Linked DNA regions of Mus musculus: region 2 is linked to region 1. Evidence: chromatin loops called from intact Hi-C (ENCODE). Cell type or tissue: left cerebral cortex. All regions are shown on one strand.

Region 1 (8,000 bases):
TTAGTTTCTCCTCCTCCAATAAAGTCCAGTGCCCAAAACTTGGGAATGGTGCCACTCACTTCCAGGCTGGCTCCTCCCCATCAATAAAGACAACAAAGACAATCTTCCACAGACGTATCCATGACCAACCCGATCTAAAGAATCCTTTATCAGGACTCTCTTTTCAGGTAGATCCAGGCTGTGCCACATTGACAGTTAAAACTAACCACCACGGGAATGATAAATGGGGGCAGGGTTTGTATGTGTTCAGCACAAATACATCTTTTTCTGAAGTTTTGATCAGCAGTTGGTTGGATGGGCAGATAAGGATCCTGCAGATACGGAGGGCCAACTGCCATGTGGTAGCAAAGACTTGCCTCTTACAGGACCCCAGAATGCAACTGGGAGGCATTCGGTTCGTGGTTTACAATGTCTTGGGCCCCTATTCCTAGTTATTTAATGCAAGTCATTAAGGTTACTGTTCAATTTAATTGCCTATGTGTAAGCAGCCTTCCCTTCCCTGCTGTTTGAAGAACTGGGTTACATGACTAATAATTACTCTTACTACAAACTCCACAGTACCAAGTTCTGGGTGTCTCTTTTTTATCTTGACTAGTTTGGAAAATTTACCTCCTATAGAGAAAACTGATATTGATTGAACCAGCATTTCCTGACGAACTGGCTGGAAACAAAGTTGTTGACAGGTAAGTACCGGGGAACCTGGTTGCTTACAGGAATGGGAAGACTTTGGCTCCAAAAGGGTTATTGGTCTCATATAGTCAGCGGAGTCAGAGATTTGTTGAAAGTGTAAATTCACAGGCTAACTCCGGGCGGAGTGAGCCAGAACCTCTTCAAACAGACCATTCTCATCGAAAGTCAAAGCAACACACAGGTCATAAACTCATTGAGCTAAATCTGAAAGTCCCTGCCCTTCCAGAAGAGTTACAGACAAACTGCAGCCACAACTCAGGTCTCCCACCTGAATAGCGGCCCACGTTGGAAAGGGTGGGGCGCCCCATCCCAGCTCCTCCCCAGTCCCAGTTCCTTTCAGCTGGAAGCTCGAACTCTGCCTTCCAAAGGATAGAGGACTATGTTTGAAAATAAGGACCGAAAATGAACACTGCAGCCTGATCCTACTGAAATCACCTAAGATATTAGCAATTCTTTCCCAAGCATTCGACAAGACAGAACTTCAATTTATGAGATTTGAAAATCCAGAGGTAAGAGAGGGGGGCCCCATGAAGACTTACCAAGCTTAACACCTGGAGGAATGTATGGCAACAGCTGTGTCAGCGTCTGTGGGACATTGCAGAGAGTCTTTCTTTTCCCCAAATTGTTTCCAATAGGTGAATGATACGTCTCTAATCACGAGGGGAAAGTAAAACTGTTTTGTTTTTTGTTTTTGCTTTTGACCATTTTCTACCCATATCATTCTGCGGAAAGGTTTATTTTGTATTTCTATTCCTTTCTATATGGCAGGACAGATAGTATTAGAGTAATTATTTATATGGCACCATATGTTACAATGAAGATGAACTTCATTAAATGAATTCTCCCAGACGCCCTGAAAATAAACAAGGAGGTTAAATGCATACTGAGGTTCAAAGCACCAAGAATTAAGACTAGCTGGGGAGCTAAAGGAAAAAAATTAATCCCAGTATTGAGCCCTCTGAGAGCATCCCTTTTGAAAAGAAAAAGAAAAAAAAATGTGGTAGACAGCTTCTCTCTTTTATCTCCATGTTTAACCCCTGGAATGTGCAGGACCTCAGAGAATAAAAACATATGAGAGAAAACCAGAAACAAAGGGATCAGAATGATCTTGCCTTCACACACACACACACACACACACACACACACACACACACACACACACGTCCATTCATGTGGGACAGTAAGATCTTGAAATTTACTGGCAAATTCCATTGCCCAATGAGTCTTTTTCCCCATAAGTGTTTGCTGATTTAGAAAAAAAAATTATGTTGGTTATCTGATTTCATAAATCATAAATAAACAAATAAGTCTCATTTAAAGAGACCTCGAAGCCACACAGGCATCCTTTTCCTGTCAGATTTGATGTGACGAATTGATAGCTTCAAAGAAAAACGTTTTACTGAAAGTCTCTCAGCAGAATAAGCTCAGTGAATGTTAACTGAAATTTCAGAAGGTGAATGAAGAGCAAAGTTAAGACTATGGAAAGAAAAACACCTTCACCGGAATACCTCCCGACAGCTGACATTTCTAAACTCTACAGCTGCTTTAGGGAAGGAAGGAGTTAGTGGAAGGAAGCTTTCCCCACACTGGAGCTTACAGTGCCCAAGATCACCTCGGTAGCTACACGATTTAGATTAACAGCCCTAGCAGCGAAAGAACTCAAACAATTTATCATCTCTGCAGTACCCGTGCATAAAGGCTTTGGCTTACAAAGGTGTGTCTGTGGGAACTGTCCTGTTTCCCTCTGTTCTCCACTTTGAAGGGATACGTCCCTTCTAATGCAAAGTAAGTTCAGAGCAAGAATAAATATAGAAGTCACAGAAACTTTCAGGCAGCCCAGATCCAACTCCACACAATTGCCCATCTACCTAGTTGTGAAACTGACTTGTGGGAGCCTTGTTTATAGTGTACTATCCTCGGACAGCAAAGGGCTTCGACGCATCGCGCACATACTGGCAACCCATCCTCTAACAGCCTGATAAACACCAACCCAGGTCTTACTCTCCCATTCTCCCTGGAGAGAAAAAGATGAAATGGTGGGCTTTAACCTCCTCCTGGTTGCCTTTCAAGTTTTCCTTTAGGGCTGCTAAAGGGCTTTTATCAGAACTTACCTACAGGTCCAGTTTCTAAGCAGGCACTGATGCTGCGAGAATAATTCCAAACCAACGAGATTCAAAACATGTTCAATTTATTTGCAGACTTAGAAATGCCACTGTCTCCGTGAGAGAGAAAACGCACCCACTTTGTCAAATTAAAAAAGAATGAAAACCCGCAGCTTTTCCTCTGAACAAATTTAAATTTTCTGGGTCACTTCCCTCATCACACTTTTTAAGCAGCCTGACCTGCTCAGAAAAGCCTATACCTACCGTCTGTGAAAGCAACTCCCAAGCCTCAGACCTCACCACCCGCCCCTGCGGTCCTCACCTCACCACGGAGCCTCGCCCTTTCAACCCACAAATCGGGAGCTTATTCTCAGGAAAAGTTGCTGGAGGTAGATTCCCCCACCTGCGCTCTCCGAGCGGATGGCTGGGAAGAAGAGAAAGCCTTCGGGGCCCCGCACGCCCTCCAGGCCCAGGCTCGGAGCGCGTCCCACCCCAAAGCCGGGAAGGCGATTTCCACGCAGACCTGCACCCATCCCACACAAGTCCGCATGCCAGCTCGCCGAGTCACTTACGTAAGCTCGCCCTGCACAGTCCCAAACTGCAGACACACACCCGCACCTGTCACGCATCCGAAATGGACAAGCGCCCACCCCCGAGGAATGCAAGCCACACAGATCGGGGCGCGGGTGCGGCTTCCATTCCTTTTCCTCCGGGTTCTTTTCTTGTCCCTTTTTTGTCCAACTACAATTACCTTAGCAACCAAAGAATTGTCTCGACTCGCTCCGGCGTCTCAGTTTCTCCTAAAGCCCGGCTGGCGCCCGGCTCATGATAAGGCTGGGGAACCCGGGAGTCGCCAGCTCTCGGGGGGTGGAGGAGCGGCCAAATCTGTCCGGGCACTGCTCTCCCGAGTGTCGCCTTCTCCTCCTCTTCCACCTTCTTGGTGCCACTCTACGAGGCGGCGACCGCAGGGGGCTCAGCGAGCACACTGTACAGCTCCGGACCCGGGAGGAGGCGCGGCGGGTCTCATGGTGCCAGGGCGCGGGGCTCCCGGGGTGTTTCCCTCGCCCCTCGCTGGTCCGGACCGGAACCGCCCCCTCGGCGCCCGCAGCAACAGGGACCCCGGGGCGCCCCCGGGCGGAGTTCTTGGCCACCCGGTGGGGGCCGATCGCCAAGGAGCTGCCCGGAGTCGCGCAGCCCAGGCGCTCGGCTCGGCCGCTGCCGCAGCGGCGCCCGCTGTCGGGGACCCAGAGCAGCTGCAGCCTCGCGCCGCGCACCTGGGCGCCCGCACCTGGCCTGAGCCACGCGCTATGAGCGGGACCCTGACACCTGAGCACGTTCTTAGGTCGCCGCCGCCAGGCTCACCTGTCCCGGCGCCGCCCGGGGTACGGATCAGGCCCTGTGCAGCAAGCGAGGAAAAAAATAATCTGCAGATTCCAGGCAACCGAGCAGCTACCTAGAAAACTGAGGGACTGTGTTAAACAAGCCAAGGCTCCTCTCCTTGCTGCCAGGATGACCGTGTACTGAAACTTTAGTGGCGCCAAGGTGCTCACGATTCTGGCCTGAGGTGCTGTCCCGGTAGCTTTTGAATCCCTCACTGACGTGGGGCTGGCGCCCTCTAAATTAAAATGAGCCAGTGCGTTCGTCAGAGATATTGTTGCTAATCTCGTGGTTTTATTTATTCAACGTTTACACCACACAGCGTTGGGAGCGCTTTGTGGTTGATACTATCTTGAAACAATACAAAAGGGAATCTAAGGGGGAAACTATGCACAATATCCTTGGGCAAGAAGAGAAGCTTTGACATTCAAATGAACAAGGGTAACTTGAATGGACATTTTAACCTGAGAGTCCTGAAACGTGATTTTTGATGACTTATGACTGGGTTGCAGATGTAGCTCACCTAATATAGTGCTTTCCCCAGCACTGAGTAAACCCCGACAGAGATGGTATCCACCTGTAATACTCAGGGGCTGGAAGCAGAAAGAACAGAAGTTCGAGGCCAGCTTTGGCTACTTAGGGAGTCCGTGAGTCACACTGGACTACATGAAGGCCTGTCTCAAATTATTTTAGGGAACTGTAGTTGGAGGTAGGACAAGGTGGTTGGTACTAAATAGTTACCAGTAGATGTGTATGTATGTCAATGTTACCAACACCAATAATAAATCAGTAATTTATACTTTAGTGTATTAATCACAGAAAAAAATAAATAAATTACTCCAAGTCATTGGGGATGAATGATCTGGACTCTTCATCTTTATGGCTCTGGGGGTGAAAATTTAAAGTTTCCTTGGCAATATGCATGTTTGTCAACACTGCTGTGCATAAATATGCAAATAACAAAGAACATCAGTTAAAGGTAAATAGATTCTTCTGAATGTAAATCCATTCTTCTAAAATGGCAGATTGTTAAAGATGGCTTCTGATTGAGCGAGGCCCGAGGACAAGGCTGCTAACTCAGAAGGTGGCCTTGGGTAGGATCCAACCCCTGTAAATAACACCTATAACCATGGATTTCTATAATATACTGATTCAAGAAAATAGACATGTCTGTGTTGTTTCCTCACATAAAGCTAGTGTGCTAGCCACACTAAGAGTGACCTGTTTTTAGGAACTGTACTCTGAAGTCTGAAGGGGTCAGTGAGTGTAAGTTGGAGATAAGATGTGCCTAGGAACCCTGTGTGTGCCCTATTGGTAGGGGTAAGCACTTTAAGTCAGAGGTGGGACCCAGTAGAAGGAAGCTGGGTCCATGGAGGGGTCCCACTGAAGGGTGTATGATGAGACTAGCTCCTCCCTCAGTCTCCACGCAGTATACAGGTCTCCTACCAGCATCCTCCAAGACAGTAGCTTGAAGCACAAGACCAAAAAACCATAGGCTAAAAATCTCTGAAACTTGACGCCAAAAGAAGTCTTTCCTTCTTGTAAATTGTTTGTCTCCAGTATTTTGCCACTGGGAAGAGAAAGTGCCTAATACACAGTCATTTGTTACTTATTCACAGATGGTTGGAAACTAGGAACACCCAAATAAAGTGAACAAACGAACTAGTCTGTCCACCTGCTCGTGTAATGTGTTTTGTAATTCAATATGACTTCAGAAGAGATGGCTTAAAAAGATACACTGAGGTATAATTGTTCTCTTCGCCAAGATGAACAACAAAGACTTTGTCTTCATTTAATTTTATGTGTATGGATGTTTTGCCTGCATGTATGTGTACCCTGTGTGTGCAATACCAGCTGGAGGCCAGAAGAGGTGACAGATCCCCTGGGACCAGAGTTAGAGCTGGTTGTGAGCCAGAATGAGGGTTCTTGGAACCAAATTCAGCACCTCTGGAAAAGATGCTCTTAACCGCCGAGTCATCTCTCTAGCCCCTAAAGACTCATCACTTTTGACAAGTGTCCCTCACAGGTTTCCTTGAAGTATTATCTCATCATTAACTGAGATAAAAAGACAGTCTCTCTGCACACTACTCAGTGAATATATACAATTTCACTCTGCATATCACACTGTGAATATGTACAATCCCACTCTGCCTGTTTCCATTAGCCAACCTCGTATTCCTGAAGGCCTTGCTACACAGAACAATCTTTCCAGAAACTCTAAAGTATAAAATAAATATAGTAATGTATAAAATCCTGAATCTTTTCATCACTTCATTACCAGATGAGGGGCTACAGCTAAGCCTGTGATAGAATTGCCATTGGGACATCTCTGTTAACTTCATTTTAATAACTTCATTAAGAGCAAAGATAGAACAGTTGCATGTACACGCCTCTGAAACATTTAGAGGCTGTGGGTTTGTGGAGGGCAATGAGTTTGAGTATGAGATAACCCACATCTTGGGTTATGGATTTGTTATATTTAACAGTACATGTTACATATCCATCTCAACTTTCCTTCAGTGTGTGTTATGTGTAGTTTGTTATTTGGGGGGGGGGGGTGATATGTGCAATGTATGTTTGTATATGTGAGTACAAATGGACACCACAGTGTGTCTATGGAGGTCAGAGGAAAACCTTGGGTGTTAGTGTTTCTCCCACTTCACTTGAGACAGGGTCTCCTGGTTGTTCGAAGCTGTGTTCACAAGGCCTGCAAGCTTCCAGAGATTCTCCTATCTCTGTTTCCCGTCTCCTGCAGAAACACAAGGATTGCAGGCACACACTATCCTGCCTGGCTTACATGGGTCGGGAGAATTCAAATGTCGTCACAAATGTGCACCCACTGAGCCATCTCCCTGGCTTATGTATGTAGTCTTTCATCCTGATAGCTAAGGACCATGTTATTTCCATTTTGACAAAGACAGGAACTTGATTTTGAGTCACCTTTTCCTCATGGTGCATCCTGAAAAAACAAACAAACAAACAAGTGTTCTCATAGTGTGTAAGGTACTGCAGCCAAGCCTGATGACCTAAGTTGGATCCCCAGAATCCACATGGTGGAAAGAAAAGACTGATTCCAGTAAGTTATTCTCTGTCTAACCTCCACATAGTATCCCGTGCTCACACGCATGCGCGCACACACACACACACACACACACACACACACACACACACGATAAGCAAACACATTTGTTTTTAAGTTTTAGAAATGTCTGTTTAAAGGCCACAGCCTCGGCACCATGGTGGGAGGCAGGAGGTGCTGACTGGAACTTGGCAATAGCGAGTCTTGATCTCTGCCTCAGAATAGATTAACCCAAATTTCTGGCAGTGGAGACTCAAGGATCTACTTTTGACCAAGAATTTTTAAGCTGCAGCTTGTGGGCGTTCCCTTAAGAGACCACTCATCATTTTCTATTGCTGTTGTTAATATTAACCATATTAGGAGGCGGACCGTGGCAAGCAAACTCAAAATTATATAGGCTGGGGGTTTCCTCTTTCTAGTGTTAGTCTGTGATCTGCAGTCTCAAACCCCCAGTGTCTGGGAACAAATGTGTTTATATCTTAGTGCTGGGTGGTTACGTTTTGGGACTTGGAAGTGATGTCATGTCAAAGTAAAGTTTGTATTTACAAAGTTCCAAAACTTAATAGTCAGGAGCCAGGGAGATGTGCTCCAACTACTAGACACAGGGCAAAAATTACATCAGCAATAACAAACTTTTAAAAAGCTAAACAAGACTAAAATAACCATGGAATGCTGTTTATAGAAGCAGTTAAGAACCACGGGCCTCACTCAGGGACTTCCCAGACCCTTTGGCAGGGGCTATGCCTGCTAGA
Region 2 (8,000 bases), 180 kb before region 1:
GCTAGCCAGGCCTGAAAGTGAACTTGCAAGCTAATGATAGACCTTGTCTCAAACAAGAGGTATCAAGCACTTGGGGAATGACCCTTCAGATGGTAAGTGTATCCACATCCATGATCATGGGTCTGGCCCTACATAAACACACACACACACACACACACACACACACACACACACACACACACACACACACACGAAATGGATGCATCAGACTTGTGAGTTACCTGCTTTACCTTGCTATGAAGACCTGCAGATTTCTGATGGCTCAGGTGGCTCCCATTCAAGAGTCCAGTCCACCACCCTAATGGCAATTAAGATCTTCTCTTTCAATTGAAAATATTTTTCATACAAAATGTCTGATTGGCTTTCCCTCCTAACCTCCACCTAGATCCTGCCCTCCTCACCCTCCCTACGCCATACTCCTCTCTCTCTCTCTCTCTCTCTCTCTCTCTCTCTCTCTCTCTCTCAAGAAAATTGGCAAAAAAACAAAGAACAAACAAGAATAAAACAAATAAGCAAGAAAAAATGAAGCAAAGATAGAGCATGAAAAATGTACACACAGAGACACACAAAACCCATAAAAACACAAATTAAAAACCACACTACAAAAAGGACTAGAAAGGTAGGAAATGCACAAACAAAGCAAAATCACACACACACACACACACACACACACACACACACACACAGTACATTTGAGTTCACTTTGTGTTGGCCATCTCCTCCTGAGCATGGGGTTTGTGGGTTTGCCCTTGGGTGTAGTTTGTATCTCCCGTGGGGCTCCGTTGCAGAAACTAATTTATCCTTTGCTCGAAGTTAAGATCTTCCTGATGGCAGACAAAGCTAGCTTTCCTCGGAGGCTACTGCTGAATGTTCAATCTCAGGATGTTGAGGGTCCTCTCTGCTGACAGTGCTGGATCCTCCGGTAGTACTATGTCCAGTTTTCTGAGGAACCACCAGACTGATTTCCAGAGTGGTTGTACAAGCTTTCAATCCCACCAGCAGTGGAGGAGTGTTCCTCTTTCTCCACATCCTCAACAGCATCTGCTGTCACCTGAATTTTTCGATCCTAGCCATTCTGACTGGTTGGTGTGAGGTGGAATCTCAGGGTTGTTTTGATTTTCATTTCCCTGATGATTAAGGATGCTGAACATTTTTTTCAAGTGCTTCTCAGCCCTTCGGTATTCCTCAGTTGAGAATTCTTTGTTTAGCTCTGTATACAATTTCCAAAACACAAGAAAATCAAGAAGAAGGAAGACCAACATGTGGATACTTCACCCCCCCCCCCCTAGAATAGGGAATAAAATACCAATGGAAGGAGTTTCAGAGACAAAGTTTGGACCTAAGACAAAAGGATGGACCATCCAGAGACTGCCCCACCCATGGGTCCATCACATAACCAGCCACCACATGCAGAACTATTGTATATGCCAGTAAGATTTTGCTGACAGGACCCTGATATAGCTGTCTCCTGTGAGGCTATGCCAGTGCCTGGCAAATACAGTAGTGGATGCTCACAGTCACCTATAGGATGGAACGCAGGGCCCCCAATGGAGGAGCTAGAGAAAGCACCCAAGATGCTGAAGGGGTCTGCAACCCTATATGTGGAACAACAATATGAACTAACCAGTACCCCCAGAGCTCGTGTCTCTAGCTGCATATGTAGCAGAAGATGGCCTAGTCGGCCATCATTGGGAAGAGAGGCCCCTTGGTCTTGCAAACTTTATATGTCCCAGTACAGGGCAACACCAGGGCCAAGAAGTGGGAGTGGGTGGGTAGGGGAGCAGGGCAGAGGGAGGGTATAGGGGACTTTTGGGGTAGCATTTGAAATGTAAATGAAGAAAATATCTAATAAAAAGTAAACAAACAAACAACAAAAAAAGAATCTTCAGAGAATGTCAACTGATATCCCTCTATTCTGAGAGACAACTTTACTCATTCCCCCATGCCACCACCATCTCTTCTAGCCTGGTAGTTTACATTGGGCCTTTATCCTGCTTAGTGCTCTGAGCAGGCTGGAGAGTGAGGTGATGCACCTTGGTAGCACTCAGTCCTTAGTTCTCAGCATCCATGTGTCTCTGAACCAGCAGTCTAACAGGAGCCCCTAGCATCTACCTCTCCACCCTTCCAAGTATGACAACTATCAATGGCCCAAGCAGTCCAAGACAAAGTGACCAAGAAGAGAGTTTTCTAAGCAGAAGACATTAATGAGAAACAACTTATAACTAAAGAAAACTTTCTTTTACTAAAGAAAATCACTTTTGTATTTCCACAGCTGTGGTGGTCGCCAGTTACTACAAATGCTTTTCACATTGTATCTTAGAGAATCCAGGCTTTTCCAAGCATGATGATGCACACCTTTGGGAGGGAGCTCTTGTAGGCAGAGGCCAGCCATGGCTACATAATGAGATTCTCTCTGTCTCTCTCTCTGTCTCTGTCTCTCTGTTTGTCTCTGTCTCTCTCAGGCACACACAGATGCACACACACAGACAAACACACACACAGAGGGAGAGGGAGGGATATTTTCCACACTAGCGGTGCACTACTAAAAACCTAAGGTAGACCATATATGGATTAAGTTATATTTCAAATACTGAGGTCACACTGGCTGTTTGCAGTCCTCCCATAGCCTGTGTTGTATGAAATACTGCACTGAATTTCCCCTAAGTGCAATGCATGCTAAGTCTTGCTTGGTATTCCACTGTTGGCATGTTTTCTTACACACTATGATTATTAAGAAGAAAATCTTTGATTAAGCCTGCCTTGGTCTGGGGTGTTTTGCTGCAAGCTATTCAGGAGGTGAGTCTGCTGAGATGCTGGGGTTTATGAGGTGGAAGATGCAGCTGCAGGAATGGTGACATTTATATAACTAGTAGCAAACGCGCACATGGAATAACCAACATAATAAAGCAAAGGAGACCATTTCAGTACACAGATTACATGGCATTTACTACTTTGCAGTAAAAGGACCAGACTCCTTACTGACACTGTAGGAGCACAGCATCTGTCCCATGTCTTCCATTCCAGACCATGTAGTGCTCAGGCTAAGAGTTTAGTGTTACATACTATGACTTTGTTCATTCCATTATGTTATAGTTTAGAGTCATCGTGGTCATTACCCAAGTAATTATGCTGTTGCCAGATTGAGCAAACTGGGGACAAAGTGTCTGGTAGGGTGTCAACTGGGTGGCATTTTCACTTATGTGTTTCCGATCAAAGCCCTTCCAACTTTTGATGAATATCTATCAGTAGCACCCATAACCCTTAATTTAGCTGTGAGTGGTTTCCCACAGGCTGGATTTTATAAAATTACATCCCTTGAGATCCAAAGTCAGGTCTGCAACTGTAAGGGGCCTTTTGCAAATCCTTCAGCAGTACAAATAAATAATTTTTTATAAAAATGTTACTTCTAGGGTTCTAGAGATGGCTCAGTGGTTGAGAGTGTGTATTTTAACTCACAAGCACACAGTCAAACAAATACCTACACATAACCTTCAAAAATAAATATTTTTAAAAGTAACTCCTAATTTACCAACTTCAGAGTTTAGTTTCAGCCACATGGAGTTTCTAGAACTCCAGTCTTACTTCATGTGTGATTACACTCTGCATTTGGTTCCTCATGTGAGAAACTGAGGCAGGTAACAGGAGTTCCCCAGGGCTCTGGAGTACAGTGCCACTCATCAGCAGTTCAGCAACGGAACAGAAGTATGTGAAGGAATAGTGTGGGTGTTCCCATAGTACTGTTTCCATGGTAGGAGAAGACGAAGGCTGAGCCACCAACTCCATAGCACTGGGAGCTACTACTCTTCTCAGCAATAATGAAGTTCTGGAGCTCCTAGTGGTGAAGGAGGTGAGGAGGGGCTCAGCTGGGAGAGTGTATTAGTAAAAAGAGAGTCTAACTGGGGAGGGGGGCGAGTCACTGGATAAGGAATTGTGAATCCTAAACTCTAGCCAATCCCTTTGTCTCCTTCTCTAACTGGATAAATAAACTGAGCAATGCTTAAGCTAAGAACCAGGAACCCAACATTTACTAAGATAAAATGGACCTAGAATAAAATGAGTCCATCTCGGGCATCCTATCTGATGAGTTTTAACAGCTGGCTACATAAAGGTAAACACCTTGTCAAATGACAAGCAGGTTTCCGGCACGCCATAGAGTTCCCTGTGTGGCCTTTGAGCCATTTCTCTCTGACACCCCAGTAACCGTTTCCGGATTCTTCCTTTGTAGATTAAAGTGTTCTTGTATATAATATTAATAGAATCTAAGAGTGTGTTCTTTTGTGCCCTGTATCCTTTCCTTAATGCTTCTGAGATTCAACTACCTTGGTGCTGATCAATAGGCATTTCCTTTTAGCACGGAGTAAGAATTCCAGTGTCTGAACACAGCACGGTGTGAATCTTTTCTGCAAATGGACATTTATTTGGTGTCCTATTTTTAGCCACTATGAATAAAAAGCCAGTAGTGTCACTGAATGTGCTTTTTTATAAATATGTTGTCATCCCTTTAGAGTTTCCTCATTTTAAAATACCAGGCTGTCTCATGATCTCGGTGTCTCCTGGAGGCTGAGACAATGGAAGAAACATAAAAAAGCCAGTGCTAAGTTCTCCCCCAGCACATACCCATCAGAACGACACTCTGTCCTTGCTATAGATGAGGTATTTGTAAGACGTCATTTGAAAATTTTCCACTGTTAAAACTATTTGGAAATCAGCTCAAAAGGCAAGCCATAATGTTTTTTTAAGTGCAAAGAGCTGTATTAGTCTTCAAGAATTTTAAGGAAATTATTTCATTATTTAAATCTAAATTACATGCTCTGAATTTTCCAGGGCGGTGTCCTCCTCCAGCCCCTCCAAATCCTGAAAAGCATGCAAAGTATAGAGCAAGTCTATCAGCAAGGCCTTCTCAGTTGCTCCAAGGAGCCAGCCCTCCTCTCCAACAGATCTGATCTCAGGAGTCTACTGTCCCCACAAACTCAAAAGCTTCCCACCTTCACCTAAGCTAAGTCTGCTTCTGATTTCATGGATTGCATTTTTTTTTCTCTTAAAGCAAATGGGGACCTTCATCATTCTAGAACTTTCTTAAGTCCATTAGAATACTTGCACATGCTCATCGAGACACTGAGATATTATTAAATGGTTAGTTCCATCCTACCTCCTGGCACATATGCCAACATGTTTAATTTCAAAGTATAAGAGCCCAGCAGTTTGCCAGAGCCAGAGTCTCCCTCTCCCTCCCCCCCCCACTTCAACTAACACACTCTCTCTCTCTCTCTCTCTCTCTCTCTCTCTCTCTCTCTCTCTCGTGTGTGTGTGTGTGTGTGTGTGTGTGTGCGCGCGCGCGCGCGTGCGCGCGCCTTGGGGAGATAAAGGTAGAAAAATGAGGGTGGACTGGTCTACATGTGTAATGAGTACCGGGCCATCCAGGACACCACCGCCCGGCTCTAATTTATGTTCTCAAAGGACATAACACTACTGTGGATGGGCAGATCTTACGTTGCTCCCCCTTCTTCCTTCATTGTCATTTACTCCACGTCTCCATTGTGCAACCGGTAAGGTGCGATGCCCACCTGTAGCTGTCGATGGCTGTCAATGAGGACTTATCCATGAGCAGTCAAGAGTTTTGAGTCTATAATTGTTCAAAACTGGACATGAAAGTACAGCACCATCATAACCGGCACTTCTCGGATGCTAGCTACTTCCAGTCCTTTTCTTAACCCATCGATCTCCTTGTGACAAGAGTGGGTCCTTGCTAGACCCATTCTTCAATTTCAGAAACACTCCTGCAGCCTCTGCTGAACATCAGCTTCTCCCTGAGGCTACAACTGGAAGGGCCTCGTGGATCACGAGTGTGGGGGAAATGGAGAAGCCGCCCACGTGGACACTATCATTAGGTCCTCCTCCCTTTGGCCCCACAGCTTTCATTAGGTGGCTTCTTTCCCTCCATCCTCTCTCCTGCATGCCTTCTCTCTTCCTCATACTCGTTGCTGGTTTTACACTCATTAATATTTGCACTGTACCAGCATGAACATTTGAACTTCTTACTCTTAGAAGAGGTCCACTGTTCTTCTAAAAAAAAAAAAAAAAAAAAAACTTCCTGGACTCTATTTAAATAGAGCTGGTCTGGGTAGCAGGAGAGAAGAAGAAAGGAGCGGCCTGCTACAGGCAGCCTTGAGACATGGCCTCTGACAGCCTGAGACAGGAGGATAGATCTGGATTTCAAACATGTTTTTTTCTAAAGCCAGTACAGGGTCAGAGCCTGGGACACCAGGACACCTAAATCATCCAGAGACACCCTCCGTGTGACAGCTTGGCAAGCCTGTGATTTCCTAATGAAGCCTATGAGACTCCAAGGTGGAGTTCATTTCTTAGGATAAGCTATTTAATAATGCAGTAAACTGTAAGTTATACTTTAGCTTAAAATGCTCAAAATTAGGAGTACTTTTAGTTGCTTAGCTATTTACCCTGCCCACGGAGATGGCTCAAGAGGTAAGTGCTTGTGCATGCATGAGGACCTAATTTGAGTCTGGCAACCATGTGAAGAGCTAGTCATGGTAAATCATGTGTGTAGTCAGAGGACAAAGACACGAGGATCCTCGGGTCACTGGCTAGCTTGCCTACTGAAATCTGTGAGTTCCAGGCTCAGTGAGGAACCCTGCCTCAACAATAATAAGATAACAAGCAACTGAAGAAGACATGAACATTAGCCTCTGGCCTCTCCATACATACGTACATACATACACATACATATACATACATATACATACATATATGCATTTACACATACACACCTACACACACATACACACACACATATAAACACATGGGCCCCTGTGATGTTATCCCTCCCTAACCTCCATGCTCCCTCCATCCCTATAACCCATACTCCAAATCTCTGGTGATTCAGCCATTTCAATACTTGTCAGGGTGTGTGTGTGTGTGTGTGTGTGTGTGTTTGTGTGTGTGTGTATACATATGCACCTGTCTATGCCATGCATGTGAAGGCCATGGGTTGATGGTGGCTGTCTACCATCTTCAGTCAGTATCCACCTTAGTTTTTCAGATAGGGTCTATCTAGCTTGTGGATTTAGCTAGACTGGCTTCCCAGCCTGTCCCAGGGATCCTTCTGCCTCTACTTCCCTTCCCCATCGTTAGGACAACAAGCATATGCTGCCATGCACAGCTTTCCCTTGGATGCCAAGAATCCAGATTCTAGCCTCAGAGATCAACTCCTGAGCCTTCTCTCCAGAAGCCCTACTCCTTACTCTTAAGAGTCTATCAGGAGACAGCCGGCCACCTTCCTGGTGAGAGCACGGGGGTCTGCCTGGCCTGAGAGGTTTGTGGCACAGGCGCCGGCGGGAGCCTTCTTGGCTCCGGGACTCCGCGGAGGGCAGGCTGCACGGGTGACCGTGTGGAATACAGAGTGCCAGCCGTTTCTGGGACGGGCGAGAGTCGCAGAGCTTCTGGGCGGCGCCATCTTCAGCTCCAGACAGCCGGCCACCTTCCTGGTGAGAGCACGGGGGTCTGCCCGGCCTGAGAGGTTTGTGGCACAGGCGCCGGCGGGAGCCTTCTTGGCTCCGGGACTCCGCGGAGGGCAGGCTGCACGGGTGACCTTGTGGAATACAGAGTGCCAGCCGTTTCTGGGACGGGCGAGAGTCGCAGAGCTTCTGGGAGGCGCCATCTTCAGCTCCAGACAACCAGCCACCTTCCCGGCAAGAGCCACAGAGCTTCTGAGGCGGCGCCATCCTCAGCTCCAGACGGCCGGCCTCCTTCCGGACAAGAGCCACAGAGCTTCTGAGGCGGCGACATCTTCGACTCCAGACAACTGGCCACCTTCCTGGCCAAAGCAACACAGCTTCTGGGAAAGATCCTGTTTTGGGCCTTCACCTTCAGCCAGGAGGAGGTCCAAACACCAGATAACTGTACACCTTCCCTGAAAGAGGAGAGCTTGCCTACAGAGACTGCTCTGACCACTGAAACTCAGAGAAGAGAGCTTGTCTCCCACG

Evidence for each region. A loop is a pair of places that touch in the nucleus more often than their neighbours do. Peaks named below come from ENCODE experiments on the same cell type or tissue, not always from the same donor. Only the 100,000 strongest peaks of a DNase experiment are listed, where the experiment ranks them.
Region 2: a loop joins it to region 1, with 1.9 times the contacts of the local background. A loop is called at or near these places in 2 of 42 quality-filtered maps.

What each region holds. Positions count from the first base shown.
Region 1 is chr12:82,612,927-82,620,926 of GRCm38, reverse strand. It overlaps Rgs6 (regulator of G-protein signaling 6), which reads right to left and starts at 4,002. Exons shown (of 17, transcript NM_015812.4): 1 at 3,544-4,002. In left cerebral cortex, CTCF peaks have their summits at 4,031 and 6,030; DNase peaks (open chromatin) are centred at 2,563, 3,442, 3,953 and 4,336; H3K4me3 peaks cover 3,330 bases; H3K27ac peaks cover 1,836 bases.
Region 2 is chr12:82,788,938-82,796,937 of GRCm38, reverse strand. The region is part of intron 2 of Rgs6 (regulator of G-protein signaling 6); the gene reads right to left. Among named protein-coding and RNA genes, the nearest start is that of Gm22149, 20 kb to the right of the region's middle. In left cerebral cortex, no CTCF peak of the experiment used is centred here; a DNase peak (open chromatin) is centred at 3,761.